Linked DNA regions of Mus musculus: all the other regions are linked to region 1. The links are chromatin loops, found by intact Hi-C in ENCODE. Cell type or tissue: heart. All regions are shown on one strand. Each heading gives the region's core, and the rest is flanking DNA. Links, peaks and the distances in the headings are about the cores only. Region 1 holds the start of Znrf1 (zinc and ring finger 1). Region 2 overlaps Znrf1 (zinc and ring finger 1). Region 3 overlaps Znrf1 (zinc and ring finger 1). Region 4 overlaps Cfdp1 (craniofacial development protein 1). Region 5 overlaps Fa2h (fatty acid 2-hydroxylase). Region 6 overlaps Zfp1 (zinc finger protein 1). Region 7 holds the start of Zfp1 (zinc finger protein 1).

Region 1 (4,341 bases), core at 296-4,295:
AAAACTAATACATATATACATATACACATACAAGCACATTATATATACACACATTATATATATACACACACACATATTTATATATATATAATTACACAAACACACACATACCTCTAAGAATGAATTGGCTGGATCTTATTGTAGCTGTTTCCCACCCCCCACCCCCCACCCCCTTTGGAGACAGAATCTCACTGTGTAGCCCTGGCTGGACTGAAACTATGTAGCCCAGGCTGGCCTTAAGCACAGCCAGCCTCCTGCCTCTGTCTCCCTACTGCTGACATAAAAGATGTGAGCCTGTCACACTCAGCTTGTTTAATCTTCTTGAGGAACTGCCAGGCAACTTTCCAAAACAATCAACCATTTAACATTGCCAGCAGGAAGGTTGGCGGGTCTGATCTCTCCGCAGCGGTTACCATCTTCCTCTGATCATAGCCATTCAAGAGGGCACAAAATGCTTGTTCTGAAGGTTATGAGAAAGGGAACGCCAACTGTCTTGTTCACTGTATGCTAGAATTTAGGAGAGTCTGGAACTTCTCAGTTTTAAATATTTTATTAGGGAATGGGTTATAGCTCACTAGTAGTGTACTTGCCCAGCATATATGAAGCCCTAGCTTTAATCTCCAGCACCTGAGTTGGGGGATAACTATATATGCATACATACACACACATACACACATGTGTGTAGTGAATAAGATGAAAACAACTTTGTTAAGATGGTTATAACGTATTTTTCAAAAGTAGATGTGTCAAGAATCTAGGTTTTTTTTTTTCTGTTTTCTGATTACCATAGTCTTTCTTCTGAGAAAAAAAAAATAGATGTTTCCTTTTTACAGACTGATTTTTATTTGTATGTGTATATGTCTACATGAGTGAGTGCTACCTATGTGCGGGTGCCAATGGAAACCAAAAGAGGTCATCTGATTTCTTGGAAATGATGCTTCAAATCAGACTCAGGTCCTCTGCAAGAGCAACGTACTTTCTTCTGAGTCATCCCTCCAGCCTCTAGTAGTTTTTAAAATTTTCTTCAGATCACTCAGTTCAGTTTTAGAAGTGCACACATTCCTGATTTAGACACAGATAATATTCTGGATATTATCTCAGTGTGTTTGTTTTATTTTTTTTAAAGATTTATTTATTACATGTAAGTACACTGTAGCTGTCTTCAGACACACCAGAAGAGAGCGTCAGATCTCGTTACAGATGGTTGTGAGCCACCACGTGGTTGCTAGGATTTGAACTCTGGATCTTCGGAAGAGCAATCGGGTGCTCTTACCCACTGAGCCATCTCACCAACCCTTACGTTTATTTTTATAAAATTTTATTTACTAATTTTTTTTTCAAGACAGGGTTTCTTTGTATAGCCCTGGCTGTCCTGGAACTCACTTTGTAGACCAGGCTGGTCTGGAACTCAAAAATCCGCCTGCCTCTGGCTCCCAAGTGCTGGGATTAAAGGCATGTGCCACCATGCCCGGCTACTAATTTTTTTTTATATATGAATGACTGTATGTATGCATGTATCATGCCTCTGGGGTTATGGATGGCTGTGAATCACCACATAGGTGCTTGGGATGAACCTGGGGCCTCTCTAAGAACAAACGCTCTTAACCCCTGTGCCAACTCTCCAGCCCCTAGATACACACACGCAATTTGGTTTTTTGTAACAGAGTTTCTGTGTGGCCTTAGCTGTACTGGAACTTGGTTTGTAGACCAGGCTGGCATGGAATTCAGAGATTGTCCTGCCTCTACCTCTCGAGTGGTGGGATTAAGGTGAGCACCACAGCCATGAAAATTTTTGCATTGGCTTTTCTTTTTCTTTTCTTTTCTTTTCTTTTTTTTTTCGAGACAGGGTTTCTCTGTATAGCCTTGGCTGTCCTGGAACTCACTCTGTAGACCAGGCTGGCCTCGAACTCAGAAATCCTCCTGTCTCTGCCTCCCAAGTGCTGGGATTAAAGGCATAGGCCACCACTGCCCAGCTTGTTCGAAGCTTTTAGCTCACCCCCAGCACTCTGTGCTTGCAAACAACCATCTTTCTGTGGCCTTCCAGGCTAGTCACACTGGAAGAGACAAGTCTATTAGCCCCTTTAAATCTCCCTCCAATTCCATTTTCGGAAGCACGGAGCCCACTTGACAGAGTGACAAGAGAAGGTCAGGTTAGTGACTGGGTGATGCTTACGGTGCTCAGAGCTGAGCACTTGAAAAATTATTTGCTCAAAGAATAAGCAAAGTGAAAATATGAGAAAGACTGGGACTGACCTGGCAAGGTGAGTCTCTGTTGCAAAATGCAATTTGGTCAACAAATATTTATTGAGTACTGTGCCCTTGCCTTGTGGCTCTATGTCAAAATATGGCTCTATGTCAAAATACATGATAAACAAAACAGCAATCGGCCTTGGGCAAGGAGTTTCTAAAACAGCTTTCCCGCTGCATGGTTCTTACTTTTTTTTTTTTTTTAATCCACCTATTGATTTTGAGGATTATATTCTAGCCTAAGGAATCGATTCAGACCCAAATAGTTGGTTCTGATCTAACGACAGCAAAGTCTAGGCGCCACTGGGGCACTGTTGTATCTCCTAACAGCTAATCCCAAATGTGTTTGGGTCCAAGCTGATTCCCTCCTCCCCCCCCCCCCCCGCCCCCCATGCTAAACTTCCTAAGGTTGGCTGGGGTCCTTGGATGGAGAACCTCCAAACGAATGGACAGCATATCCACCAGAGGGTGCTGTGAGGGCAGGTCTGTGGCGGGAGGGGAGCTCCCCCAGTGACCCTTCAAACCCAGGTAGGCTTTATTAGTTGGTTTTTCTTTCTTCTCGGTGTTTCCTTCCTACCCGCTAAAACCGTCGTTACCCCTCCCCCCACTCAGGGTCTCGTTTTGAAGACATTGATTCGACTTTCGCCGCGACTCCAGCAGAGCTGTGATCCAGAGGAAGTCTGACCTCTGTCGCAGACGCCCGGCGGCTGGAGACGTCCTGTCCCTGGACCGCCCGGGGCGCAGGCGGTAGGTGGGTGGGGACCTCCAAGGCCGCAGCTCGCTGCTGCGCCGCAGGGGCCGCGAAGGGGTTAACCCGGCGGGGGGGGGGGTGCGGGAGGAGGGAGGGGGCGCGGGCCGCGCGTGCGCTCTGCCGCCCTCCATTGTCTCCACGGCGGCGAGGAGCGCCGGCGAGCGCAGCCCGGGACGGAGCGGGGCGGTGCGGCTGGCTGGCGGGGCCGGCGGCGGCTGGAGCCGGAGCGCGACGCCACGCGACCGCGGCTTCCAGAGCTCCGCCTGGCTGCCCCACCGCCGCGAGCCCTCCCGAAGCCTGGAGGAGTGAGGGCCGCCGGCGCGGGCTGAGGAGTCCTGAGACGGGGGACGCGAACGGCGCGGCGCCCGGAGCCTCCGCCGCTTCCTGCTGCGGGCGAGCGGCCTCCTCCGGCTCCTCCCTCCCTTCGCTGCGGCTCCTTAGGCTCCGGAGCCCGGGGGCGGCCTGTGGCGCGAGGCGCCGGCTCTGGACCGCGCTTCTTCGGACCTTAAGGGGAACATGCATTCGGCTTGGACAGTTTGAAATTCTTAGTTTGGGGTCCCCGCTCGCTTGCTTTTTCCACCCCGCGGATTTTTTTTGAGGATTCCCCCCCTCACCTTTTTTCATTTTTCTCCCCTCGGGGCTCTTTTGTGACTCTCCCCAACCCCAACCCTCCGCCTTTATGTTCGCCCAGACCTCCACCCGCTTCTGAGTAGTGGGGGAGGGTTTCAGCCTCCACGTTCCCGCCCCACCGGGGCCCCGGCGAACATGGGGGGCAAGCAGAGCACGGCGGCCCGCTCTCGGGGCCCCTTCCCGGGGGTCTCTACGGATGACAGCGCCGTGCCGCCGCCGGGAGGGGCGCCCCACTTTGGGCACTACCGGACGGGCGGCGGGGCGATGGGGCTGCGCAGCCGCTCGGTCAGCTCGGTGGCGGGCATGGGCATGGACCCCAGCACGGCCGGAGGGGTGCCCTTTAGTCTCTACACCCCCGCCTCCCGCGGGACCGGCGACTCCGAGAGGGCGCCGGGCGGCGGAGGGTCCACGTCGGACTCCACCTATGCCCACGGCAATGGTTACCAAGAGACCGGCGGCGGTCACCATAGAGACGGGATGCTGTACCTGGGCTCCCGAGCCTCGCTGGCGGATGCTCTACCTCTGCACATCGCACCCAGGTGGTTCAGCTCGCACAGTGGTGAGTCCGCGGGTGACGGAGGCCTTGAAGGGTGGAGTGCAAGGGAGGGCGCGCCGGGGCGCCCGAAACCTCTTAATGTGCTAAGGTATGGGTATGAAGCTAACTCCTGCCCTTCCCCTGGTTCCTTCCATGTCAGAGGATGAATAGGATCAAA
Region 2 (4,341 bases), core at 33-4,032, 90 kb after region 1:
CACTCCTGGGCAGAGGCTCTACATAGTGGCTCGGCTGTGTCTTTGAAGTTTATAAATTCTTAAGCATCATGGAGTGATTGTCAGTCTTCTGTCATCTCTGGTTGTGATAGGATGCTACTGGAATGATATTCAGGGGCAAAGCTCTTACAGCCACCAGAGGATACAGGCACCTGGAGATGCCAGCCCAGTCCGTTTGCTTTTCAGAGCCTCTGCCCCCCTCCCTACCCTCTGCTTGCCTGTTGCTCCGTGCAGAGCCAAGTGCTGACTCATGGGCATGCTTCTCTGAGGCCCCGGAAAAGGCCCTGCTCTGGGCTTCTTCCAGCTCACAGTCCTTGAACCAGAACCAGCCACTCAGCCTCATACAAGTTAGCAAATTGCAGGCTGGGCAGGAAACCTCGGGGCAGAGCAGCAGTGCATACCTGCCTGTCTTCTAGCCAGGCTCCAGGAGCTGCATTTCAGGGCCTCCTGCAGAGCCAGCTAAGGGAAGCTCTGGAGGGAGATGGCACCACCTCTCTACCATGACCATTTCCAGACCTGCCCCTTGTACTGCTGTGTCAGGGCCCAGTCCCAGCAGGCCCACAAGTTTGGACTATGCTACCACCCTTGCCCTCAGATGCGTCCTGAAGCAATTGCTCTGTGCAAGGACATGTGTTGGAGGCCAGTGGGCATGTGGGCACCAAGGCAGGGAGGCAAGTTCAGAGAACTAAGAGTGCTTTATTTAGAGCCTGAGTGTCAGACGCCTCAGGACCTGAACTGTAAGCACTGTCAATGGCCAGAAACTGGGCTCTTGTCTGTACTGGGGCACTTTACTTCTTGGTGGAACCGTGAACTCGATCCCTTGCATGTGAAGTGGGGACAGGGTCATGCGGCTCGGTTCAGTTTGTGTCGGGGATCTGCCCCAAAGGCCTGGCACATGCGCAGCAGGCTTCCTTGTAGCTATGTCACTGCAAAGGGCACTGTTCTATTCCCAGCACCTCCAGCTTCTGCCTGGCACCTGTGTCTCCCCGTTCTATATATAATCCTACCAGCAGAGCTGGCGGGCCAGGGCCCAGCCCGCAAAGAGATCTCCTTGTCTGACCCCCGGGCCTGGAGACAGGCTTTGTGTGCCCACCTTGGCTGTGTGAGCTCGGCTGCCCTGGCAGTGCTGTGGCTGAGTCCCGTGGTTGAGTTGGTTGGGGCGGCGCTGAGCCCCACACCGGGTGCTATTCTAGGCTCTCTAGGCTGGTGCTCATCCCATCCCCAGTGACTTCCGCCCCCACCTGGCACACCAAAGCCCTCTGTTGGCTGTCATGTCCTCTGAATTTGGACCCAGATTGCCAGTGCCTGGTGTGAGGGGTGGGTGGGACTGGGCTTGTCTGGGCTTCCCAAGGTGGCACTTGTGTGTGTCACCTTTTATCCAGACAGCCCTCCAGAATCCTGTGTTGTTCGTTCCTACTCTGCCTTTCTGAGAAGGAAGAAAATCCGGAAGAGCCAAGGGATGGGTTCTTCCCCTTAGCTCTGAGGAGCCCAGAAAGCCTTCTGAGAGCTCCAGGAGCCCCTTTTGAAAACCACCCATCTAAGCCATTTAATAGTATTGAAACTCATAGGAGAATGTCCTCCTTAGGAGACAGTGGCTGAAATATATAGTTGAATGATTTCAAGAAATGTATAATCTAATCCCATATGGTCTCCCCTCCCCCAAAATATACAAAGCAAATAAGGCAAAAATGTCCATTGTTGAATCTTCAACGACTGATATTTCAGTGAATATAGTGTATTTGTTCTTTCAACTTTTTCTGTATGTTTGGGATTTTCTTTAATAAAAGAAATTGTGGGGAAATGGCTGTGTATTGAGTTTCCCATTATTGGAGGGTGTATGTAGGAGCCCTGCCCAGTGGAACTCAACTTGGGAGGACTTGAGGTGAACAGACTGTCTGGGGGTGAGGGGGGTTCACTGGCGATATTTCTCAATGGTGAATTCGGGACTGGTGTTTGGGTTTCTTCATCCTGAAGTAGTTTGGGAGCAAGCCAAAGAATCATGAGACAGACCTGAAGTTGGACTAAGAAAGTGTCAGGGTGGGGGGCAGGAGGCTGCTTCTTCCTTTTTTTTTTCCAACCCAAGTACCTAGCAGTAGAGAAGATGGTACTACAGTTGACTGGGACCCACAAGGGTAAAATGCCTAGAGACTGGCCACCCTAAAAGTGTCTGCTAGGTTTCTGGTGTTGCGCGCCCTCTCGTGGACTTCTGGGGAACAACTGCAAGTACCTCCAGACCAGGGCTCTGACCAGGGAGTCTCAAAACTGCCAGGCCCCAAAGTAGGCAAGACCCTGACTTTGAAAGTAAGCGCTGGTGGATAGAGCTTTATACCATGGATAGGGATGGGACACAGTAGGTTAGTTCATCTGTATTTCTATTGTCCACCATAACAGCTTGAAGAAGGTGCTTCAGTTTCCTGGTGGGGAAGCTGTCAGGTGACCTCCACCACTGGCAGGTCTCCTGCCTCAGGTATGCAAAAGCAGAGGGGCTGGGACTGACTTTCTTCCAAAACTTGAACTCCATCCCCTCCCCAGGCTACAGTTAGTCTGGGGATGGGCCCAAAACAAATGCTTTTTAGCCCAAGGTCAAGAGACCTAGAGGGGGAAAGGATGCAGCTGCAAACGGGGCTCACGTGACCAAAGAGCCGGCCCAACAGTGCCGGATGGAACGGTCCTCCCTCCCTCTGCAAGGAAAGGAACGCTCCTGTCATCATATATACAGGGTGAGTCATGATGCAGGGCACCAGCAGAGGAGAGGCCCCCACAGACGGATCTGGGATCTGATCTTAGCTTGGAGTAGATCCACACCACCTCTGCCAGCCAGGAAGACACCCCACTGGGAAACACCCTGGGTTTTCTACCGGAGTAAAAGGCTCCTAAGAACAAGGGTAGCAGCTTTCTGTGAGAGAGTCCAGCTCCCTCACCTTCATCTTGAGCCCCAGCTACAGAGGCTACCTGGCAGGCATAGATAGATAGATAGATAGATAGATAGATAGATAGATAGCATCAGCCCTTCCATTTCGTGCTCGATCGTTGGCATGAAGGAAAAGACCAGAACAGGGGCGGGCTTTGTGTTCTGGAGATTGCCAGCCAAGGGTTACACATTCCTCATAGCACTTTGCCTGGGTTCATGAGACCACGGGGATCCAGTGTGTTTTTGAGCTGCCGCATGGTCTCCACGCCCACGGGGCCCACTTCCTCTTGGAGCAGCTGTCGCTTGCCCAGTCCGATGCCATGTTCTCCAGTGCATGTCCCACCGAGTGCCAGGGCCCGCCTAGGAAGCCAATTGAAGGAACCCCCAGCACTCCTCCCTCAGCCTCCGCCCTCCCCAGCCCCCAACCCTCCCCGGTACAGTCCTCACCTGCCCAGATTTTCTGCAAAGGCCTTGACCCTCCTCTGCTCCTCTGCATCATCTGGGTCGACCAGGAGGATGCAGTGAAAGTTGCCATCACCCACATGCCCAACGATGGCTCCTAGGGGCCCAGAGAACAGTAAGTGTCGCCTCTAGTCTCCTTGCCCAGGCCTTGGCTAACCCCAGCGCCTCCCAGACGGCAGTGAAGTAGAACAAAACCTGTGAGTTTTGAAGCTTTAATCTCCTCCTTGGTCTCTACCAAGATCTCTGGCAGCCGGGAGATGGGTACACACACGTCCGTGGAATAGGCCTGAATCGGAAGGCAAGCCTGTGTGATTCCCCCCATCACCCACTGCCTACCCAAAGTTAAGGGATCACTGTGGTCAAGCCTAGGACCAATCCAAGGGGTCTTGATGTCGCGGAGTGACACATCTGACCCACTGGTCTTCTTCGCTAGCCCAGGTCTTCACTACTCCCCTGGATCTAAGCCTGGACCCCATGCAGGGTCCCAGCAGCCCCACCCTTCTGAACTTCTGCATAATCTGCCCAGCCGTCCCATCTAGCTAGACTGCCTCCTTCCTCTCCATTTCTTCCCCAGGAGGCCCTTCCAATGTTTAGAATTCCTAAGTGCTCAACACTATACCTGAGGCTGACTTGTGAACTCCTAAGTTTGGAGCAAATTAACAGTTCTTTCTCTCTAGACTCTGGAATAGCTGGGTGCAGTGGTCTATAGCCCCTTGTCCTCACACCCACTCAGCCAGCCCTTGGTGGGCCTCAGTCTTCTCTATGTGAGTGGGTAGATCCCACCTCCAGCCCCAGCTTCAGCTCACCTTACTTCCTGGACTCAGGGCCAAGGCTGCATACCAAGCATTGTGCCGCGCTGCCCAAAGTTCATTGCGCTTTTCGGCCTCCTTGGCCCAGGAGAAGTGAGAGCCACCATTATCCTGAGTGATTGCCTCTGTAGTAGGCACAGA
Region 3 (4,341 bases), core at 212-4,211, 62 kb after region 1:
TTAGCCCAATGGGAGAGCATTTTCTATACACAAGGCTCTGGGTTTGATACCTATATCTTCTCTCACCACCCCCACTCCGTTCCCCTTTCAACCTCCAAAAATAGTCCCTTTTGCTCTGAAAGTGGTTGTTGGGACCCTTGCCAGCCCATTAAGAGTAGTAAGCTTAGGTCATCTCTGCTGGCTGCACCCTGGGCACCTCTAGAAGGGCCCCTCCACCTGCTCTTGTTGACAGGAAGAATGAGAGGCTGCAGGTTGCTCTAGCCTAATGGGATTGGTTCAGCCTGCCCGGGGACCAACCGCAACAGTTCCCTTCACAAACACACCACTGTCTGGTAGAGATCTGTACACAGGCACATGCGATTGTTATCTGTGGCAGGCAGGAAGCAGTCTGCAGACAGCGGGCTCTTAACCGACATTCTGCGGCGCGCGCACTTCCCTGTCCTACTTACCCCTCGCCCTGGTTTCAGCAGTTGCTGGAACTGAGAAGTTGAAGGCAGCCTCTGCCGGGGTAAACTCCAGCAGTGGGTGCACATACCTGTAGTTGGTTAGCTCTGTGCAGTAGTACACGGTTGGTCCTCCTTCATACGGTTCCATGAGAACTTGGCGTAGTGCTTCTGGAAACGGATGGATCCTGAGCCCATCCCAAGAGTCCCAAGAATCTATGTATAAGGTCTATTCACCAGATAAGCCTAATCCACTGTGGACATTTCTGTTCAGTTCCCTAAGGACACCCATTGATTCACCAAGAGTAGAAATTATATTTAATTCTCTGCTGTGTATCCTACTGTTCAATATAGAGTAAATGTGAATGGACAGACTGACTGATTTAATGCCCATCCTGAGTTTGGCCAGCAGTTATGTTTTCATTGGTACCTAGAGAATAGAATGTACTCTGTGGGTGTAAAGATTATACTCCAAGTCCTCTCTGGAATCCCGTCATCTGGTGTGGTGTAAGCGGTGGGGTCTGTGGGAGGTGCTTGGCTTTAGATAAGGTTGTTACAATGGAGTCTTGATCATGGAGTTGTGCTTTTAGACGAGACAGAGTCACCAGCACTCTCTACCATGTTAGGACACAACAAGAAGGCTGTTGCCTACAGGCCAGGAGTAAAACACTACATCTGCTAGCACCTTGTATCTTTGGCTTGAAAGTCAATAGAACTGTGAGAAATAAATATTTGCTCTTTAAGCTACTGGTGGTCCACAGTATTTAGTCATAGCAACCCAAATGGACTGCGAGAGCCCAGATAATTTTCAGCAGGACCAAAGAATCCCAATTATTCCGCTTTGCCTTCTTTTCTGAGACAGGGTCTCACTCTGTAACCCTGTCTGACCTGGAACTTGCCTTAGCCTCAAGTACTGGGATTAAAGGCGTACAGCCTCGAGTCGGGAGGTGATGTGCCTGATGCTGGCTTCATTTCTCTTGAACAGAGAGAAAGCATCTGAGCACTGGTGCTGAGTCGAGATCTGTCTGTCTGTCTGGATGGGTGCTTTTTAATTCTTGCCACATATTTCAATAAGCAGTATTTGTCAATATTTATGTTTCTGAAGCCAATCTTCTGGGAAATTGGTGTGCTGACTGGAAATAAGGAAATGTTAAAACCAATATAAAAATAGTCCTCAAGGCAAAATGTCAAAGTGAAGAAGGAGTTTGCAGTTTGTGGTTCTCTCATCTCATAGGCATTTATGAGGGAAAGGTCCAGAACACAGACTGCATAGGACATAATTTGTCTGCTGCCTTGTGCTTGTCCGTGATGTAACTTTCTGTTACAGATTGCTTGCTTTCAGTAGGAGGGCCTTGGCTTTCTTAACCTTGGCTCTGTTGTCACAGGAAAGATTTATGAGGTATCCTCATGTTCCCACTAACATGTTGGAGTCTTTTCCACCAGTCTCCTTATTCCCACCCTCAACTTCCTCATTCTTATCTCCCAGAGTCAAGTAATCTGAGCCAGAGGAGAAACAATGAATACTATGCCTTGCACACCCTGGTAGAGATCATGTGCTATTTTAGGGATCTTAGAATTGGAGGCTCTTTTTGTTTGTGCTATACCCAGGGACTCTCTAGGAAATTTCTTTTGACCCTTTAGTCAATACCTCAAAAAACACTAGGATATTTCCATGTAGCTGTGGGTGACAGGAAAGCAATAAGGCTGTGAGGCTGGCACTCCCTCCCTCTTCCATCCTGTGTTTTTCTCTTTAGGTGCCATTTCAAAACCCAGTGTGGCCTTGGGAACTATATCCTGAGTGTCTGCCTCCATGTACTCCAGGGTGTAAGTGCAGCCGAGCGGAGGATGTGCTGATGAGAAGGGGCCAGGGCTAAAGTCACGCAGGAATCCAAATGTTCATTGTTTCTTATGTGCTAGGGCCCAAGCTTCAGCTAGTACTTTCTGAGAAATGAACAGAGGAGTATGTGTTTTTATAATCTGGGATTATAGGGAGCACCTAGGAAGAACCTTCTAGTTGACTTCCAGTGATGTGAAGGCCAGGGCTGGTGATATTTACAGATGTTAAGTTGCACAATGCAGGCTAGAAAGACGGCTCAGTGGTTAAGAGCACTGACTGCTCTTCCAGAGGTTCTGAGTTCAGTTCCCAGCAACCACATGGTGGCTCACAACCATCTGTAATGGGATGCAATGCATTTTTCTGGTGTGTCTGAAGACAGCTACAGTGTACTCATATAAATAAAAATAAATGAATCTTTTTAAAAAAATGTTGCACAGTGCAAACAAATAGTTTTATTCTATATGAATGATCATTTGTGTTTAAGTATTATGGCCATTTGCCAATAAGTCCAATACTAATCAAGCATTTTCTCTCTTGTCATTGAAAAATTCTAATCATCTAATGGTGTGGATCATGCCTTTAGAAACCCAGAAATCAGTCCAGTATGAATTCTTGGTATTATTTTTTCCCTTTCTTGTCTCTTTCTTAACTGACCTTTTTTCTCCAAACACATTCATGCTCTTTCTCTCCCGTCCTTCCTCCCTCCCTCTCTTTGTCCCCCCTTTCCCATCTCTTACTCTCTCCCCCTCCATCTTCCTTTCCCTTATTAAAAAAAGGAAAGCTGGGAGCTAGAAGATGGCTTAGAGGTTAAGAGTACTGACTGCTCTCCCCAGTTCCCAGGACTCACATGGCAGCTCACAACTGTGTAACACATACATATACTACACACACACACACACACACACACACACACACACACACACACACACACCCCACACACATATAGGGCAAAATGCCAATACACATGTAATAAGTGAATTTAGAAAAAATAAAGAAACAAAACTTGGCATCCCTTGGGGAGGGGGAGCTAGTTGAATATTGGGATCTTGAGCTATATGAATAAAGAACACTGGGACTTCATCTCTATCCACAGTGTGGTTCCAAGACCAGTCAGTTTTCTTTGGGAAGTTTGCTGAGGATGGTTGCTGTAAATGGGGCTCAGTTTACATAGCCAGTGTCTTGCTCCAACACTGCCCCCTGAAGCTGCAGAAAGAAATGCTCTTTCCCCTTGTAATATAGAGACAACCCGCAAATCATTTGGGGCTGATAATTGCACATTTACATAGACACTAGCTTTTTCCCCCCATGTTTGGTTTTGATTTGTTTGTTTGTTGTTTTCTTTCTCTCTCTCTTTTTAAGATTTATTTATTTATTTTTATGTATATGAGCACACTGTAGCTGTCTTCTGACACACCAGAAGAGAGCATCAGATCTCATTACAGATGGTTGTGAGCCACCATGTGGTTGCTGGGATTTGAACTCAGGGCCTCTGGAAGAGCAGTCAGTGCTCTTAACCACTGAGCCATCTCTCCAGCCCTGTTTCTTTTTTTCAAGAGCTGTGTGTAGCTCTGGCTGTCCCAGAACTCACTCTCTGCAGAGCAGACTGACCTCAAACTCAGAGATCCACCTGCTGCTGTCTCCTGAGTGCTAGAACTAAAGGCTGCCACTTCTCCCGGTTCTGGTTCGGGTTTTTAAGAGGCAGTGGTATTGGACTTGCTTCCCATGACTTATATTTATCTTGAACAGTATTCTTTGGCATTGCCCAGACACTGGAAAGCCCACACAAGCAGTGGTGAGGATTGTTGGGTACCAGGAACATGGCTGTGTGGTGTGTGGAGGCTGACATGGGTATGACGAGTGAGGAGGGAGAAGGTAGTGCTCAGGTCAGTAAGCATGTCAGGGCTGGATTTATCCATCGTAATTGCCTTGCTTGCTTGTAGGTAATCCTTGGTGTCTGGGAACTAGAAGAACTCCTGGCTTGATCCTCTGGATACTGGACAATGTCCCTCTTTCAACAGATGGCCCATCCTTTAAATAAGACATCTCCAAAATGCAAGCCAA
Region 4 (4,341 bases), core at 46-4,045, 290 kb after region 1:
CAACTAACCTGGATCCCTGGGAGCTCCCAGAGACTAACCCACCAACCAAAGAGCATACATGGGCTGGTCCAAGGGCCCCAACACATATATATCGGAGGACTGCCTGGTCTGGCCTCAATTGGAGAAGATGTACCTAATCATGTAGAGACTTGAGGCCCCAGGGAAGGGGGGTGCCTGGGGCTGAGGGAGGCACCTTCTCAGAGGCAAAGAGGATGGGGAATGGGATGAAGAACAGTGGGAGGGGGACTGGGAAGGGGGGCAATATCTGGAATGTAAATAAATAAAATGATTTTTAAAATGACAAAATTAAAAGAACTTATTGGACTGGGTGCAAAGTGGGGCAGAGAGGATGAAGAACTCTGAGGTTTGGGCCCGCATGAGCAAGAGCACAGTGTACACAGGGAAGGGATGTGCGGGGGAACTGCTGGAATGGAAAGAGGCTTTTGGTTTTTGAGGCAGGTTTTCTCTGTGTAGCCCTGGCTGTCCTGGAACTCACTCTGTAGACCAGGCTGGCCTCCAACTCAGAAATCCACCTGCCTCTGCCTCCTGAGTGCTGGGATTAAAGGGGTGCGCCACCATTACCCAGTTTAAGGATGCCTTTCTTCTACAGTTCTTACTTATTCGTGTGTGTGTGTGTGTGTGTGTGTGTGTGTGTGTGTGTGTGTAGGTGTGTGCAGGTGAGTAGCGCTGCAGTGCACAGTAGGAGGCCAGGGAGCTTTGTGGATGGAGGCGGTTCTCCCTTCCACTGAGGATTAGGTGGTCAGGCTGGCATGGCAAGCACAGCTACCTGCTCAGCCACTCAGCCACCTCACTCGTCCTCAGTACAAGTTTTAATTGGGGGTTGGGGGGCTTTTGGTATAACATCAGGGCTCGCCTTATGAAGAGAAGGGAGTAAGGGACCCACCTGACACTTAAATTAACCATAGTAAAAGAGGCTTTCCTCAAACTTTTTTTTTTTTTTCCGAGACAGGGTTTCTCTGTATAGCCCTGGCTGTCCTGGACCTCACTTTGTAGACCAGGCTGGCCTCAAACTCAGAAATCCACCTGCCTCTGCCTCCCGAATGCTGGGATTAAAGGCGTGCACCACCACGCCCAGCTTCTGTAGGCTTTTCTATATCATCTGTTTTCAAAGTTTTAAATTATTTCCGGCTGGAGAGATGGCTCACAGGTTAAGAGCAGTGGCTGCTCTTCCAGAAGTCATGAGTTCAATTCCCAGCAACCATATGGTGGCTCACAACCATCTATAAGGGAGTCTGATGCCCTCTTCTGGCCTCCAGGTGTATATGCAGCTGAGCATTCATATTAAATACATTTAAAAACATTTTTTTTAATTGTTTCATCTTGCATTTACAATAGCTTTGCTTGAGTAGTGGGGTTTTGGCAAGAGCCCCGGACCATGTAACTGGATATAACGAATGCAGGTCAGCCTCGTTTTCATCCTCAACCAAAATAATTAGAACACAACTGCTCAGCCTCTCCTGTAAGAAAAATCCACAAGAAATTACAAATTTAATAAATGTGAGTCTTGCTATATGCTCATAACCATCCACAAAATAGTACCAAGATTCTTTGACCAGAACTTTGGTGAGAACATAGACACAGACTGTCTGCTCCAAGTGAACGGTGTGCTTCCCTGACATTAGAACAGATGAGTACAGCAACTTCCACACAAACACGCGGGGATGAGCAGCAGAGTATTTGCAAAGGATCAGTATTAATAACGCAGTCCCTGAGGCGGCGCACAATTTCTCTCTTTAATTTTTTTATATTTATTTTTTTCTGTTGGGGCAGAGGGAGACGATCATGAGTACCACACTCTGTGTGTGGAGGCCACTGGACGACTCGTGAGGGACACTTCTCTCATGAGGCTTGACAACAAGCACCTTCACGGCTGTGCCATGTTAGCATGTCTATCTGTAATTAACAAAAAATCTCCACAAATAAAACTGTGTGTTACAGAAATGAGAGGGAAAAATAATTTTCCAAAGCAGAGCTGAAAATAAACCAAACTGTAATTTAATATATCTAGATATATTAAAGAAAACAAAACAAAGAAATCTCTTATCAAAGACTAATTAGGCAGACAAAAATAAATAGCACCGTCCAGTCTTAGAACGGCTTGGTGTGCCTGAGTGCTTGCTTTCCCAGGGTGACTTCTGCCCTCTAGTGCATGCTCAGCGCTCACTGCTGTCACTAACCAGCAGACTTTAGTCCTCTCTAGATGATCACAGTGCTCTCTTCACAAACCATTCCCACCCTTAAGCTGGGTGAATTCTGCACGCGCAGTAACTTTCCACGCCTGCTCTACTCATGCAAAAAGGCTTGTTGAAAGCACTGCAGTGTTTTCACACCCTGAGAAGTGCAGCACAGCTCAGACCTAAGAACACAACAAACATGGTCTACAGTACAGACACACCTCTCCGGCTCTCTAATTTTACTTTGTGAAGACTTCACACACAGTTCTTTTGTTCTTGTGTTATTTTGTTAAGTCAGGGTTTGCTAACATCCCTGGCTTGCCTAGAATTAGTTGTGTGGATCAAGCCAGCATCAAACCTGCAGCAATCTATCTTCTTGCCTCTGGCTTCCAAACTCTGGGATTAAAGACTTCAGTAGCCACACCCAGCTAGAGGTCCTTTTTTTTTTTTTTTTTAAAGAACACTTTAAAAGTATGAAAGGAGGCTGGAGATGGCTCAGTGGTTAAAAGCATTGACTGCTTTTGCAGGGGACACAGGTTCAGTTCCTAGAACCTACATGGTGGCTCAAAACCATCTCTTTAACTCCACTCTCTAAGGAATCGTAACATTTTCTGGCTTCTGTGGGCACCAGGCACATGATACACAAAAACACATACAGGCAAAACACCAATAAACACAGATTAAAATTTTTAGAAAAATAGAGCTTGTTCTAGCTACTGCTAATCTACAAAGTCTTGTAGGGATATACCCTGGAGGAATGAAAACACCCAATAACAAAAAAGTTTGTACATAAATGTCCACAAAACATTTTCAATAGCCAAAAATAAAAACCACCCAAAGTCCATTAATTAGCACCCACATAAACAAAATGGAGTATAATCTTTTCTTTCTTTCTTTCTTTCTTTCTTCCTTCCTTCCTTCCTTCCTTCCTTCCTTCCTTCCTTCCTTCCTTCCTTTCTTTCTTTTCTTTCTTTTCTTTTTTTTTTTTTGGTTTTTTGAGACAGGGTTTCTCTGTGTAGCCCTGGCTGTCCTGGAACTTACTCTGTAGACCAGGCTGGCCTTGAACGAAGAAATCCACCTGCCTCTGCTTCCCAAGCGCTGAGATTAAAGGCGTGCGCCACCACTGCCCGGCTTGGAGTACAATCTTACAATTACATTAGTCTACAAAGGAGATTTAAAAAAAGAGTAAATTATAGAGAGATGCTGAAGCATAAATAAACCTTGAAGATGTTATGTTAAGAAGTCAGTGGAGCCAGACAGGGCCTGGGAGGAGCCTCAGTGGTTAAGAGGATGAGCTGCCTTTTGTTTGATTTTTCGAGACAGGGATTCTCTGTGCAGTCCTGGCCATCCTGGAACTTGCTCTTAGACCAGGCTGGCCTCGAACCTGCCTCTGCCTGAGTGCTGGGATTAAGGTTTGTCGCCGCCGCCACCGGGCTTGACTTGCTGCTCTTGCAGAACCCCGAGGGTCTGTTCTGAGTACCCACATGACAGCTCATCACCACATAGACCCAGTTCTGAGGACTCTAACAGTCTAGCTCCCACAGATACACACACGGGCAGACATACATGTGGGCCAACACTCATACATATAAATTATATAAATACATCTTCTAAAAAGAACAAAAGGAAATATTGGGATTCCATTCATGAAACGTTAAAATAAACAAACCTGGACCAGAAAGTCCATGAGTGGGTTTGGAAAGACAGAGTAACTGGTAACAGGTCTAGTGTTGTAGCTGCCCATTACGATGGATATATCCTGTGTGTATGCCACAAACTAATAAGTGGTAAAATTCAAATTGATAAATTACATAGTGTCACACTTAGTCTCATTAAAGCTTTTAGTTGTTTTTGTTTTGTTTTGGGCCAGGTTTGGTAACACACACCTGTAACCCAGCACTCAAAGGTTGAGGCAAAGATCACAGGCTTGAGGTCAGCCTAGCTATATAGTAAGATTCTGCAATTAAAACAAACAAACAAACAAACAAACATTCCAAGTACACACTTCTAAACAAACAATGCATTGCTTTCTTACAAAAAATCACTTTCTGATCTCTCATATCAGAGGTCATGTTTGCTAAAGTATCTATTTTCCTCTATTGTTAGTAAGTACCAATAAACTTTCATTCATGATATCCTAGACAGT
Region 5 (4,341 bases), core at 302-4,301, 190 kb before region 1:
ATTGACAAATCTTGAGAGTATATGTATTACAAATTCCTTGTTCAATATTTGGTATCCAAATGGCAAAGGAATAACAACTAAGGACAAACCGGCTGCAACCCGTCTATAAAAATTAACCCCAAAGGATTGTAGATCTAAATGTAAAACAGAACTAATAACAGTTTTAGAAAATGGTGTGAAATAAGCAGAATTAAATATAGAAATCTTTTCTTACTGAGAAAATTCTTGAAACATTTTAAGTGAGTATGATCAGATGGGTGTGTTGTGTGTGTATGTGTGTGTGTGTTTTTGTGTGTATATGTGTGTCTATGTGTGTGGTTGTCTTATGTGTGTGTGTGTGTGTTTATGTGTCTGTGTCTGTGTTCATGTGTGCTCATGTGTTTATGTGTGTATGTATGTGTTTATGTGTGTGTATGCATGTATGTGTGTGTGCACCCTCATGTGTCTGTGTGTTTGTGTGTGCACACTCATGTGTCTGTGTGTATGTGTGGGTGTGTGTGCACACTCACCTAAGCAGGTGTATGTGGAAGCCATAGGGTGACTCCTCTATTGCATCAACATCTTATTTTATTCTAATACTTAAATTACTTCACAGGTGTTTTGCTTGCATATACATGTGTATACCATGTATATGTAGGGCCCCTGGAAGCCAGAAGAGGGTGTCTGGTCCCTTGGGACTGGAGTTACAGATGGTTGTGAAGACTATATGGGTGCTAGGTATTGAATCTGGCTCCTCTATAAGAGCAACTGTTGTAGTCAGGGTGTTTATTGCTGTGGCAAAACATCATGACGAAAGAGCAAGTTGGGAGGAAAGAATTTATTCAGCTTACACTTCCACTTGGCTGTTCATCACCAAAGGAAGTCAGGACAGGAACTCAAACAGGGCAGGAACCTGGAGGCAGGCACTGATGCACAGGCCATGGAGGAGTACTGCTTACTGGCTTGCTTCATGTGGCTTGCTCAGCCTGCTTTCTTATGGAACTCAGGACACCAGCTGAGGGATGGCACCACCATGGGCTGGGCCCTCCCCCATTGATCACTAATTGAGAAACTGCCCTACAGCTGGATCTCATGGGGGCATTTCCTCAACTGAGGCTCCTTCCTCTCTGATGACTCTAGCTTGTGACAAGTTGATACACAAAAGCAGCAAAACTTTTGGAGGCAAACAGCTGGCTTTACTCCCCCATCTGTTGACTCATCCCTTGTCTTGTGTTTTGAGAACAGGGCAAAATAAACACAGGCGTGCACACTGATCCGCCTCCACAGGTGCTGAGTGGAATAGAACATGGATTGGAAGAGCAAGCAGGGCTCAACACATCTCAAAGCCCAGTGTCTGATGTCTCTCTCTGTGTATCTCTTCTGCACAGTGATTCTTTCAGCCCTTCTCTGCTTTCTACTTTTATGTTAACTTGATACAAGCTAGAGTTATCTGAAAGGAGGGAACGTCAATTGAGAAAATGCCTCCATTAGATCCAGCTGTAAGCCATTGTCTTAATTATGATCAGTGGGGGAGGGCCTAGCCCAAAGTGGGTGGTGCCATCGTGGGCTGGTGGTCTTGGGTTCTATAAGAAAGCCGGCTGAACACGCCATGAAGCCAGTAAGCAGGATTCTTCCATGGTGTCTGCATCAGCAAGTATACAGCAGTGTGGAAGTGTAAGCTCAACAAACCCTTTCCTCCTCAAGTTTCTTTAGCCATGGTGTTTCATCAGAGCAATAGAAACTCTTAATGAAAACACCTTTCTTATGGTAGTTCTTCTTGGTGTGTTGCACAGAATTTTAATTTCATTAAATTTTTTTTTAATTTTAAAGATTTCATTTTGTATTTGTGTGAGACATAGCCAGAAACCAAACAGATGGGGCCATTCAACCTTGGACTTTCAGCCTCCAAAACAGTCAGTGACATAAACCTCTTTTCTTAATAAAGTACCGACTCTCAGGCATTTTGTTATAGCTACACAAAATGGACTAAGACAGATGGATGGCAGGGGTGGCTATAAATAAAGACAGGTGATGCCCTCAAAGAGAATCTTAAGCTAATGGGGGAAGGGACTGACTAGTGTATAAAGACTCTGGTGTCTTGTCTTCAAGTAAATGAACCTGGCGTGTTTCTCTGATGCTTCTCAAAGTTAACCCTCCCCCAACCACTGTTTCTTACCTCTCAATCGTGTCCTGTGTCATCTTCACTGTTGTTCTTGTTGGAGGTTTTGTATTCCACAGAGCCTAGGAGAAGCTGGGATCCCCTCTTTTGTGTTAGCTTTCTGTGTGTGTGGGATGAAGATAGGAGCTCCAGCATTTCCCAAGGATTACACTTATTCTGAAATATGCATTATAGATTCAACTCATTCATTGGGCAGAATACCTGTGAGGGAAATTCCAGCCACTGCGGCTGTTTGGAAATCCACACGAGAGTATTCATTTCCTCCCCAAACAGTAGATAAGACAGGGAAGTTAGACCAGAGAACAAGACGGGAAGTTTTAAAACTAATCACACAAGCATGGTTTCTAAACAGGAACTCTGAAGACTGCCCTAACAAGGCGGGGCTGCATGCTGTCACCAGAGGGCAGCAGAGTCCAGGGACCAGAAGGCAAAAACCCAACTGTTCCTAGGCAGATCTGACGGAGACAAGGCTGACTTACTTATACTGGGCTTTGCTACATGTAGCTTATTGTTCTGTGCACAAGGCAAAAGGATACAAAGTACAAAGCAGAGATCAGAGTTCAGAGCTAAAGAAAGAATGCAATAGAACAGAACTGAGGGGTAGTTCCTCCCGCCACCCAAAGACCCAGTGGTCTGGGGAGTGCTAACACCTGGCTGGCGCTAGGTGCTCAGGCAAGAACAATTGCTAGATCAATAAGAGACAATGTGTGTATTTGCTTTGCTCTGATCAGAATTTAATGAGTTCTTTTGAACATGCTTTCTTGAATTTCTGCTGAGGTTGGATAGATTGTTTAAATGCTATTTATTGCCTTTGGCTACCCCCTGTAGCCTGCCTTTGCTATTGGTGGGTTCTTTTTTTCTTCCACCCTTCTCCAACCCATTTCTTCCACTGTTTCAACCTCCTAACACTAGATAGGAGAGAAAAAAAGGATAGATTGGGAAAACCGACATCTTTACTGTTAGAGTACTTTCTGCTGCGTAGGGGTATCAAGTTTTTGGGGGACAAGTTTGCTCTTCAGGATATCTAGTTTCTTCTTGTTCTTGTTTCTTCTTTGCACAAGACTACCTTAAAAAAAAAAGACATCCAGCTCTTGGGGCCCTAGCGTTTATATACTCTCTGAAGAGTCCCCCAAATTCCCAGAGTCACACGATCGCTGAGAACTGTCTGCCACTGTCAAAATGGCGCCCCTGCTACAGCAAGAGGTAACATAGTCAGCTGCTGTGGACAGTCTGAAGTCTGAAGCAGCCCCATGTCCTACACCTGGGACTAAAACAGAAATGTATTATTTTTCTTAAATGCATGTATGTATGTATGTATGTATGTATGTATGTATGTATGTGAGTACACTGTAGCTGTCTTCAGACATCCCAGAAGAGGGCATCAGTTCTCATTACAGATGGTTGTGAGCCACCATGTGGTTGCTGGGATTAGAACTCAGGACCTTAAGAAGAGCAATCAATGCTCTTAACCACAGAGCCATCTCTCTAGCCCCAGAGTGTCTATATTAACTCCACATCACTGTGTTCAGGAAACATCACAGAAGAGGAGGCATAGAGAATGAGGAATGCTGGGAGATGCTGTCTTTTTTATGTTTACATGTTTTATATGTTTATTGTTTTTTTAATTTTTATTTTTACTACTTTTTTTTATATGTTATTGAAATCATGACCTCACAGTAGCTGTGGTCACCTGTGTAAGACCTATCCAAGATCAAGTTAGCCAAAATCCCAGCATAGATGATTGCCGGGCTAGAGTTTATACTGAGGAACTGTGGGCAGTGGGTAGGTATTGAGGGATGGGGGAACTTTTTGGTTTTTCATTGTTTGTTGTTTGAGATGGGATTTCTCTGTGTAGCCCTTGCTGTCCTGGAACTTTGTAGACTAGGCAGGCACTGAACTCAACACATCCACCTGCTTCTGCCTCTGCTGGGATTAAAGGCATATACTATGACCATACCCAGCCTGTCAGCTTTTTATTATCCCATTGTCCAGAAACTGGGTACAACTTGCTCAGAGTGATAACATCTTCCTCCTTCTAGACCAGTCAGTGTCCCTCCTTCCTAGTGATAATGGAGTCCAGTCACCATCAACAAACACCAATGGGTCTTTGCTGGTTTCTTCTCAATGTTTTATTTTTCAAAATATACAATTTATTTACATCTTTATTTCACAAGTGCAGTTTT
Region 6 (4,341 bases), core at 138-4,137, 130 kb after region 1:
TAGTTGTCTGCAGATAATGGTAGGTAGAGCCTTGCTCCAAAATCCCAAATGTTTCTCCTGTGATTCACCTACAGGGGCCTGCCAGAGGCTCCAGACAGCATCCCTGTCTGCCACTGACAACTCATATACCATCAGGTCTGCTGGGTCATATGGTCCAAGTGGTAGGGCAGCCTGGAACTGTTGAAGAGCCTTGTGTTCCAGGCCCCACACAAAGCTCGCAGCTTTCTGAGTCACCCGATACATGAGTGGGAATAATCACCCAAGTGAGGAGTGTGCTGTCTACAGGATCCAAATAGACCCTCTAAGCCCTGTGCTGCCTCTTGGTGGTGGGAGGGGCCGCTGCGTAATGCATCCCTAACCTTAGAACCGATGTCTCTGCTGGCCTCGCACCCCTAGACTCTCAAGAATTTCACTGAGCGCACGCCTTTAATCCCAGCACTTGGGAGGCAGAGGCAGGTGGATTTCTTAGTTTGAGGCCAGCCTGGTCTACAGAGTGAGTTCCAGGACAGCCAGGGCTACACAGAGAAATCTTGTCTCAAAAACAAACAAACAAACAAGAATTTCACTGAGGTAGAAGGCCCTTGGATTATAGTTTATTTTCCATCTCTGATGTATGTATGTATTACCAACAAGTCTGAAGTGGTTGCTACCTTCTGTTCACTCTGTCTAATCAGCATGTCCTCAATATGGTGAACCGATATTTTGTGAAATTGATGATCAAGATCCAATTGAAAGCTTCAGGCAGGCATGGTGGCACATCTAATCTCCGTGCTTTGGAGGCAGCTGGGTGTGAGTTTGAGGCCAGCCTGGTTTCCAGAGCAAATTGCAGGACAGTCAGGCTGTACAGAGAAACCTCTGACTCGGGTGCTGGAAATTCAGCTGAAAAGAAATTGTTTTTGGTGATCTTATGGACAGGTACTAGGAAAAGGGGCATTTAATAGACCAATAATTGCAAACCGTGTGCTAGGAGATGTGTTAATCTGCTCAGGGACACCACCCCTGCCTGCATCCTTCAAGTCCTTAATGGCGGCACACATTTCTGCAATTCCTTCAGGATGTGCTACTGTTTTTGATTTACTATTTTCCCTGACCGAGGCAACTCTAAAGGCTTCCAGTTAGCCTTTCCAACAGTAATAGCTCTCATTCCACAGGTCAGGGAACCAGTGTGAGAATTCTGCCAACTTCTAAGTATATGCACCCCAGTTATACATTCTGGGACTGGGGAAATAACCAGAGGATGAGTTTGGGGACCCAGTTGGACTTCAACCAAAACTCCATGAATCATCTGACCTCCATAAGCTCTAACTTTAATTGGAGGACAACAATGTTTTTGGGGTTCCCGCAATCAGCAAGAATCAGTATCCACCAATAGACCCAGATAATCTGATTGCTTCCTTTCCCCCACTGTACAGTTCCCCTTGTAAAAGGCCATAGGTCCCTCTGGGGAACGACTGGAGAAAGGCTAAGAGTAACATTTTTAGGCATTTTATTAAGATCCTTCATCCATGGACTTCTGGGTCTGCAAACTGGCTCAAGTATGGGAATCAGTTCACAGGCAGAGATCCCCTTTTGCCATGATCCAGTGTAGCCTTTCTTTTATTTGTTAAGAGATTTTCCATTTGTACAGCTGCTTTAAAAAAAGAAAAAAGAAAAAAGAATGCAGTAGGCTTCTTACCATTTCATGCCAGAAGTACCATGGTTGATTAACCAGCACCAAAGGTCCATGAGAGTTATGCCATTATAAAATTCACCACAGATTAGACCTATATGGACATTGCTTTGCCTGTGCTTCCCATTATAACTACAGTCATCTTGTCTTTGGTGACTCAGTGCTGCCACCTGCTGCTTCTGCTTGGGGGCCTGATTAGACTCAGGCCTGGTCAACTTGCATTCAATTCATCCAACTGAGCAGCAACATCCCCAACCCTAAGGCCTGGCGCAAGGAAAGGGGCAACAACAAAGCTTATCAAATGTGCTGGTGCCCCTCTTGCCATTTTGCATCTTATGGGATTAGTGAAGGACATTCGTGATTAACTGAGTTACCAATAATGCGTTGATATCACACTAAAAAAAAGCACGTCCCCTTGGAGTTATGTCGCCAGAGTGAGTGCAGGTGGGGTTCTCTCGGCCTGCCTGTCCCTGTGTGTGTGTAGAGTCTGTATGTGCAATATGTGTCTTATGTGTGGGAGTGGTCTGTCCCTAGCAAAGGGTTTGCTCTGTCTCTATTGGGCAGCCCAGAAAGCACTACATGGCAGTGGGGAACTTTACTGAAATCTAAGTTTTACAAGGGATTCAGTCCCTGAATTGAGCTGACTCCAGCTGACAGATAACACATTAACTAGAGATTATGATTATTTAACATTATGGTGGGTTTTAGGGAGTATTTGCTGCTTTCGGCAGATGGTACACATGCATTGCCCTGGGTCGGGGCATTTAAAATACATAAGATTAGAGCTGTGCATTAGCTCAGGTTGTAAAAGTTGATGACTTAGTACACCCAAGGCATCTAATGTTTGTTATCACATTGTTCTCTTAAAGGCAGGCTAAAGTTCGAGGGTACAGTAACATTGACAGTCTTAAATTTTAAGGGACCTTAAAATATATTAGCTGTGAAGTTCCAGTCTCTTAGAATGTAAGATATTCTCAGAATATTGCATTGCCATGTGTCCTGGTGTATTGGAGCCCAGAAGAGGGTATCTGATTCCCTGGGACTGGGGTTACAGTGGTCAGTTGCCAAGTGGGTTCTGAGAATCCAGCTGGGGTCCTGTGAAAGAGTAGCCAGTGCTCTTAACCACTGAGCCATCTCTCAGCTCTGTCAGATAAGTGTTTTTCAAAGATGTTCTTAGTCTGTACTGTATTTTGGGGGTTTTTTTGGTTGTTTTTTGATTACTCAGGGGGTTAACTTTGGTTTTGTTTTTTGGGTTTGTTTGTATGTTTGTTTCTAGACAGGGTTTCTCTATGTAGCCCTGGCTATCATGGAATTCTCTACTCTCATAGACCAGGCTGGCTGCGAACTCAAGATCCTCCTACCTCTGCCTCTCTTGTGCTGGGATTAAAGATGTGCACCACCACCTGGCTGGGTTTGTTTTGTTTAGTAGTATTGTGGAGGTGAGGGGGAGAGAATCCTGCTGTATAGCTGGTGTTGACATGGAAACTGTGTAGTTGGGGCTTGCCTTGAAATCATGGTACTACCTCAGCTTCTCAAGTTCTGGGATTATAGGTGTGCACCAGCAGAGCAAATGACATCTTTTGGATTTATTAGAGCATAAAACTCTCTCATTCTCATTAATGTTGTAAGGGGCATGGTGTCCACACCCTTAGCCCAGCAGCTCAGGAAGCAGAGGCAGGTAGCCTCTGTAAATTCAGCTCCAGATAGTGCTACATAAGGAGACGGTCTTAAAACCCGTTTTGTGTGTGCTACGGCATCTGAGCCTTGACTTTCAGGAGTTGGTTCTTCCATCATGTGAGTTCCAGGGATTGAACCCAGGTCGTCAGCATTGATGACTGGCTTACCACCGAGTCAAGCTGCCAGCCCTCTTTCCTTATGCCTTGTGTAATAACAGTGTACACAGTAAAGTACTAGGGAGGGATATACTCTGCTAATAGTGTACTTGCCTTGCATCCTTGAGGCCTCGGGCTTGATCTCTAGTACCCCCACCCCAAACCCAGAAAAGAAACGGTCTGCAGTGTGAGCGCTTGTGCATACCTGGGTTAAGAAGCGGCTGCCAGCTCCCTGCGATGCCAGCTCAGTTGAGCCCTTCTTGGGGAGTTGGGTTTTCTTAAGTTACATTTTAAAAGTTTTGTGCACATGGTTGGGGGCTTAGGGGATGTGTGTCATAGTGTACTCCTGGAGGTCGGAGGACAACTTTCAAGGGTCAGTTTTCTCCACCACATGGTAAGGAACTCAGTCTTCAGGCTTGACAGTAAGCCCTTTTACCCAGGTAACTGTCTCATTGGCCCTTTGTGTTCAGATTGCATTAGCTGGTGGCAGTATAAGGGATAGTCTTACTGGCAGACAGCAATACTTACCTAAGCTGTGGCTCATAGTCTAGTTGTAGCTTTCCCGAAAGCTCACAGAACCCTCACTGAGAAAGTCACTGGCAAGGTCAGGATAGGAAGTACAGGGCTCAATGCTGCTGGTGTGTCAGGCCGGGTCAGAGTGTGCATCCAGTGCTCAGTGTTTGACAGCACTGTTTGATGAGGCAGATGCTCTCTATCTTCTGCTTCTGGCTCTACCACTTGACTGCCAGCTCTCGGGAGTTGGTTAAAAGCAGGCAGATCTGTTAGATGGATGGAGTATCCTTACCTGATCCAAGGCATCTTGGTGTAGAAGGAGGAGAG
Region 7 (4,341 bases), core at 56-4,055, 110 kb after region 1:
ATGGCCCTGGCTGTACTGGAACTCACTATGCAATCTAAGACGGCATCAAATTCACAGAGATTCAATGGTGTCTGCCTCCTGAGTGCTGGGATTAAAATTGAGCACACCACAGCAGGCTCCAGCTCTAGTTTTGAGATTGGTCTTCAACTCTCTATCCCAGGCTAGCCTAGAACTCACTGTGTAGCAGCCCAGGTTGGTATCACACTCATAGCAGTGACCCTGCCTCAGTCTCCCAAGTGCTGAGATTAGAGAGATTAGAGATTACTCCCCCTCTATGTGAGGGGCAGTCTCCCATAGCCCAGATCAGCCTTCACCTACTCCTGCTGCTCTACTTCTGAGCACTGGGATCAATTCTATCCCCGTTCCTTTCCTTCCTGACCCCCCCATGCCTCAGAAATAGTTTTGTGTATATTTTATGCAAAGTTAAAATTATCATCAACAACAAATTTTTACGATTTTATGTGCATGAGTGTTTTGACTATTATATGTATGGATGTGCACCATATGCATGCAGCTATGCAGTGTTCATAATCACGGTCAAAACAGAAATAAAATCATACTGAGCATGGTACCGTTCGCCTGTTAGGAGACATTTCATGAGTCTAACCATCTCAGAAACAAGTTCCATCTTGCTGGCAGGGCCAAAACTGAGTTCATGTTCCCAGATCCCAGAATCAACTCCTATCCTGCTTCTTCAGGTGTTTCATGTCTGTGTGTTAACCAGTAATGGATATAAAAAGGGGGTTTTGCCATTATCCCATTATCTAACTAAGGCATGCAAATAGTAAGTGTATTTATTTCCTGTCGTGATTTAACGGACTACGTGCAGTTCCCTTATCATTCTAAATGCCAGGTCAGAGTCCAGGAGGGGACTTGACTGCAAAAGCTGACTCAGGACATTGAAACCAGGATAAGGCACAACCACCAATGTTAAACTTCCTTAACTCCTTGTGTCAAAATATGATTAGTCACTGCAACAGCCCCTCCCCGCCCCCCTTTGTGTTCCCATCCTGCAGTGCAGTCTCCCTTGGGGGACGAGGTTCAGATCCAGAACTGGCTGCCCCATACAGAAAATGAAGCTTTCATTTTGAAGCTTTTGTATCTGAAGTGAGTTTACTTAGCTTCCTCCCCTCTCCAGAACCCAGTAAGCAGGGAGCTGAAACAGGAAGATCATTAGTTTGAAGCCAGCCTAGGCTTGACAAGACCCTGTCTCAAACCAACAAACATGGGGTTATTTGTGCCAGTGCTTCCAAAAGTAACTGTAGAGCCGAGAGGTTAAGGAAAATGGTGGTAGTGGTAATGTGTGTGTCTGGGTGGGTGTAACACGGGGATCTCACTTTGTAGCCTTGACTGGACTGAGACTTTCTAAGTCTTCCAACTCCCAGGGATCTCTGCTTGCTTCTACTTCTCACTAGCTTGAATTAAAGGCGTGCACTACCACACCCAGAAAGGTGTGTGCTTCCAGTGCGGTTGAGATTTGCTTTAACGCACATATTTTGTTGTTGAAAGTTTTAATCAGTTACTCCAAATCCGGGTTTTTAACAGCACAGGAAGATGAAAGGGACCGTAACACAAACCAGACTGTTAACTTGGAAAAAACGGTCCCTACCCAACTAATAATGCGTACGTTTCCCAGAGTTCCTAGCAGCGCGGCTCAGAGGCATTATGGGAATTGTAGTCCTACACCTCAGCGTCACAGCTCCGAGGACTCTGGGAACGGCCGCTCGCTCCACAAGGTGCACGCTTGCGCAAAAGCGCTAGCGCTCGCCCTTCCCCCACCTGCAGTCGCGAGTGGGTGACAAGAGCCCCCTTCTCCGCGAGCCTCGTGACCCGGAACCGCGAGTGGAGGCTAGACCCCTCCAGGTATGTCTGCAAGGCCGGGATGCGCGGGCCCGGGAGGAAGGTCGCGTCTGCGCCGGAGTGGGAGTCTCAACTTCGACGCCTTGCGGGCCGCGGCGACCCCTGGGCGTAGGGTCGGGCCTCGAGCTCTTCTGAGAGTCGGTCCCTATGGGCTGTTCGCGGTCGGCGTGTGTGGGGTCGGAGGAGGACGGGCAGCTCCCGGGCTCAGCCTCCCTTTGGGGGGAGACGCGCCACTGCTGGCCGTCGCGGGGCTCAGGCCGCGCGGGGGCGAGTCTGGAAGCCTGGCGGGCGGGCGCGCGCTTGACCCTCCACGAGGGTGTGGGGGCGGGGCTCACGGTGCTAGCCACGCCCCCACGGTGGCTTTGCGGGCTCCTGGAACCTCCTTGTTCCTGGTGTCTGGTGTTTCCAGTTATATTGTCACGGAATTATCACGTCTATCCCGTTACTTCCGGTTTGAGCGTCAGTATAACAGATTTTTCTTTTTCTTTTTTTTTTTCCTAACATTGGCTTTTCTTTTTTTCTAATATTGACTTTTCTGTTTAGCTTGGGTAAAAGTTTTCATATAAGTATGTTGCCGAGGTCCAGCCTCAGCTTGAGGTGAGGATGGTCCTGAGAAAGGGGTGAGTGGGAGTGGTGCTGACTGAATAATATATGAGTCAGTAGTGGATACAAGCTGTCAGTTCATGTGTTCTCTTGTCAGAAACTGAACCCAGTCTTTTATTTACTAAAGATTTATTCATTAAATCTTTTTACCGCTGTTAATCATTTTCTAAAAAAAAAAATCCATGGTTACATAAATTCCAGTAATCCCGAACCTCCAACCCCCGTTTCTTTGAAATGAAAGCTAAGCAAAAGTACATTTCCTTATCTCTTAAACACAGTGTTCTCTTCACGGGCAGCAGGGCACAGTTCTTGTGGTTTCTTATTGTTTGAACACAGTCTGTTCTTCACGGCAGCTGGGCATAGCTTTTGCGGTTTCCTGGCACAGCAGACAGTCATTAAAGTGGCTATAAGAACAGAAAAGTGACAGACTACTGAGGTTAAAATGATTTCTTGCCGGGCATGGTGGCGCACGCCTTTAATCCCAGCACTTGGGAGGCAGAGGCAGGCGGATTTCTACAAAGTGAGTTCCAGGACAGCCAGGGCTACACAGAGAAACACTGTCTCCAAAAAAAAAAAAAAAAAAAAAAAAAAAAAAAAAAAAAAAAAAAAAAATCTCTTACTGGGCTGGAGAGATGGCTCAGTGGGGTAAAAGCACTGACTGCTCTTCTGAAGGTCCTGAGTTCAAATCCCAACAACCACATGGTGGCTCACAACCGTCTGTAGTGGGATCTGATGCCTTCTTCTGGTGTGTCTGAAGACAGTGACAGTGTACTTACATATATTAAATAAATCTTTACAAAGTTTTAACATTTTCGCAAGTAAAGCAGGTGGCTCTGTCTGATCTCTCTCTAGGCATTGATCTCTCCAGTCCCTCCAGTAGCAAGGAGAATGAAGGACTAACTTTTTATATGCATATCATCTTTTAATTCTCTAATCTTTGTTTCCATATCTTAACAATTCCATAGCCTCAGGTCCAAGATTGACAATCTCTCCATAAACGTTAGTTCACTAGCCTGCTGTACTTTCCCGTTAAACTACACTCTCCTTCTAATACTATCTGTTTCTGCATCATACACACGTTTTCCTCCTATAAGATAAGCCCACCTGTCATTTGCTTGTTTTTTTACAGATTCCTTTTTTTTTAAAAGATTTATTTATTTATTATATGAAAGTACACTGTAGCTGTCTTAATGAGGGAGTCAGATTTCATTACAGATGGTTGTGAGCCACCATGTGGTTGCTGGGATTTGAACTCAGGACCTTCGGAAGAGCAGTCAGTGCTCTTAACCACTGAGCCATCTCTCCAGCCCCCAGAATACTTCTTCTTTTCCTATCCATGCCTTTTTTTCTTGAGACCACTTTAACTCTCTATCGTTGATGTCCCCAAGGTCACCCTGGCTAACTAATGCAGCAGGCATTGGATCAGGGTACACGTATCTCCTCATACAATTCCAAGTTTAAAGATAAGTCACATAATGAGTGCTTTTTAGTAAGGACCATCTAGGTTTTTCTGGCCTTTGTAGTTATGTTGTCTAGATCTTTCCATGGCCTTAAGGCCTGTTTGTCCCTAGTCCCCTGCAGCCCCATGACCACCCCCATTCCTGTGAACCGCTTCTGTTTCATCTGTTAAGAAGTGATTAGTTCTGAGTAATGGGGGAGGCGTATTCACCAGAAAGAGAAATTGAAAGTAAAATAAAGACAGCAGATCAGCTTCAGGGCAACCGCAACCATCAGCACATGGTATCCACAACCAGGTAATGCTCCTGGGCAGGAACTCTGTCACGCCGCCCCTTACGCAGCCCTGCCAGACTCAGTAATACATATTATACCGTCGCCTCTGCCTAATCCTCCCCTGCTAGCCCCTGCTAGCCCCTGCTA

The links. Peaks named below come from ENCODE experiments on the same cell type or tissue, not always from the same donor. Only the 100,000 strongest peaks of a DNase experiment are listed, where the experiment ranks them.
Region 2: a loop joins it to region 1, with 8 times the contacts of the local background. A loop is called at or near these places in 29 of 42 quality-filtered maps.
Region 3: it touches region 1 in a loop (4-fold over the local background); 9 of 42 quality-filtered maps call a loop at or near these places.
Region 4: a loop joins it to region 1, with 2.0 times the contacts of the local background. A loop is called at or near these places in 3 of 42 quality-filtered maps.
Region 5: it touches region 1 in a loop (2.4-fold over the local background); 4 of 42 quality-filtered maps call a loop at or near these places.
Region 6: it touches region 1 in a loop (8-fold over the local background); 5 of 42 quality-filtered maps call a loop at or near these places.
Region 7: a loop joins it to region 1, with 5 times the contacts of the local background. A loop is called at or near these places in 9 of 42 quality-filtered maps.

The regions. Positions count from the first base shown.
Region 1 is chr8:111,533,378-111,537,718 of GRCm38, forward strand. It overlaps Znrf1 (zinc and ring finger 1), which reads left to right and starts at 3,263. Exons shown (of 4, transcript NM_133206.4): 1 at 3,263-4,187. The coding sequence starts at 3,764. In heart, for the core only: a CTCF peak has its summit at 2,746 (motif pointing right); DNase peaks (open chromatin) are centred at 3,054, 3,764 and 3,984; H3K4me3 peaks cover 1,779 bases; H3K27ac peaks cover 1,710 bases.
Region 2 is chr8:111,623,902-111,628,242 of GRCm38, forward strand. Znrf1 (zinc and ring finger 1) reads left to right here. Exons shown (of 4, transcript NM_133206.4): 4 at 1-1,819. Ldhd (lactate dehydrogenase D) reads right to left here. Exons shown (of 11, transcript NM_027570.4): 8 at 4,198-4,325; 9 at 3,587-3,677; 10 at 3,377-3,488; 11 at 1,710-3,289. The coding sequence ends at 3,124. Among named protein-coding and RNA genes, the nearest start is that of Ldhd, 4.3 kb to the right of the region's middle. In heart, for the core only: CTCF peaks have their summits at 1,260 and 2,232 (motif pointing left); DNase peaks (open chromatin) are centred at 300, 990 and 2,230.
Region 3 is chr8:111,595,632-111,599,972 of GRCm38, forward strand. The region is part of intron 1 of Znrf1 (zinc and ring finger 1); the gene reads left to right. Among named protein-coding and RNA genes, the nearest start is that of Ldhd, 33 kb to the right of the region's middle. In heart, for the core only: no CTCF peak of the experiment used is centred there; DNase peaks (open chromatin) are centred at 330 and 1,890; H3K4me3 peaks cover 607 bases; H3K27ac peaks cover 2,693 bases.
Region 4 is chr8:111,823,255-111,827,595 of GRCm38, forward strand. The region is part of intron 5 of Cfdp1 (craniofacial development protein 1); the gene reads right to left. Among named protein-coding and RNA genes, the nearest start is that of Cfdp1, 29 kb to the right of the region's middle. In heart, for the core only: CTCF peaks have their summits at 1,273 (motif pointing left) and 2,161 (motif pointing left); no DNase peak of the experiment used is centred there.
Region 5 is chr8:111,340,871-111,345,211 of GRCm38, forward strand. It overlaps Fa2h (fatty acid 2-hydroxylase), which reads right to left. Exons shown (of 7, transcript NM_178086.3): 7 at 4,268-4,341. Among named protein-coding and RNA genes, the nearest start is that of Mlkl, 4.8 kb to the left of the region's middle. In heart, for the core only: a CTCF peak has its summit at 2,564 (motif pointing right); a DNase peak (open chromatin) is centred at 2,571.
Region 6 is chr8:111,660,820-111,665,160 of GRCm38, forward strand. The region is part of intron 2 of Zfp1 (zinc finger protein 1); the gene reads left to right. Among named protein-coding and RNA genes, the nearest start is that of Zfp1, 20 kb to the left of the region's middle. In heart, for the core only: CTCF peaks have their summits at 1,841 (motif pointing left) and 2,052; a DNase peak (open chromatin) is centred at 1,862.
Region 7 is chr8:111,641,750-111,646,090 of GRCm38, forward strand. It overlaps Zfp1 (zinc finger protein 1), which reads left to right and starts at 1,694. Exons shown (of 4, transcript NM_001037665.2): 1 at 1,694-1,863. In heart, for the core only: no CTCF peak of the experiment used is centred there; DNase peaks (open chromatin) are centred at 1,012, 1,772, 2,162 and 2,852; H3K4me3 peaks cover 2,220 bases; H3K27ac peaks cover 2,064 bases.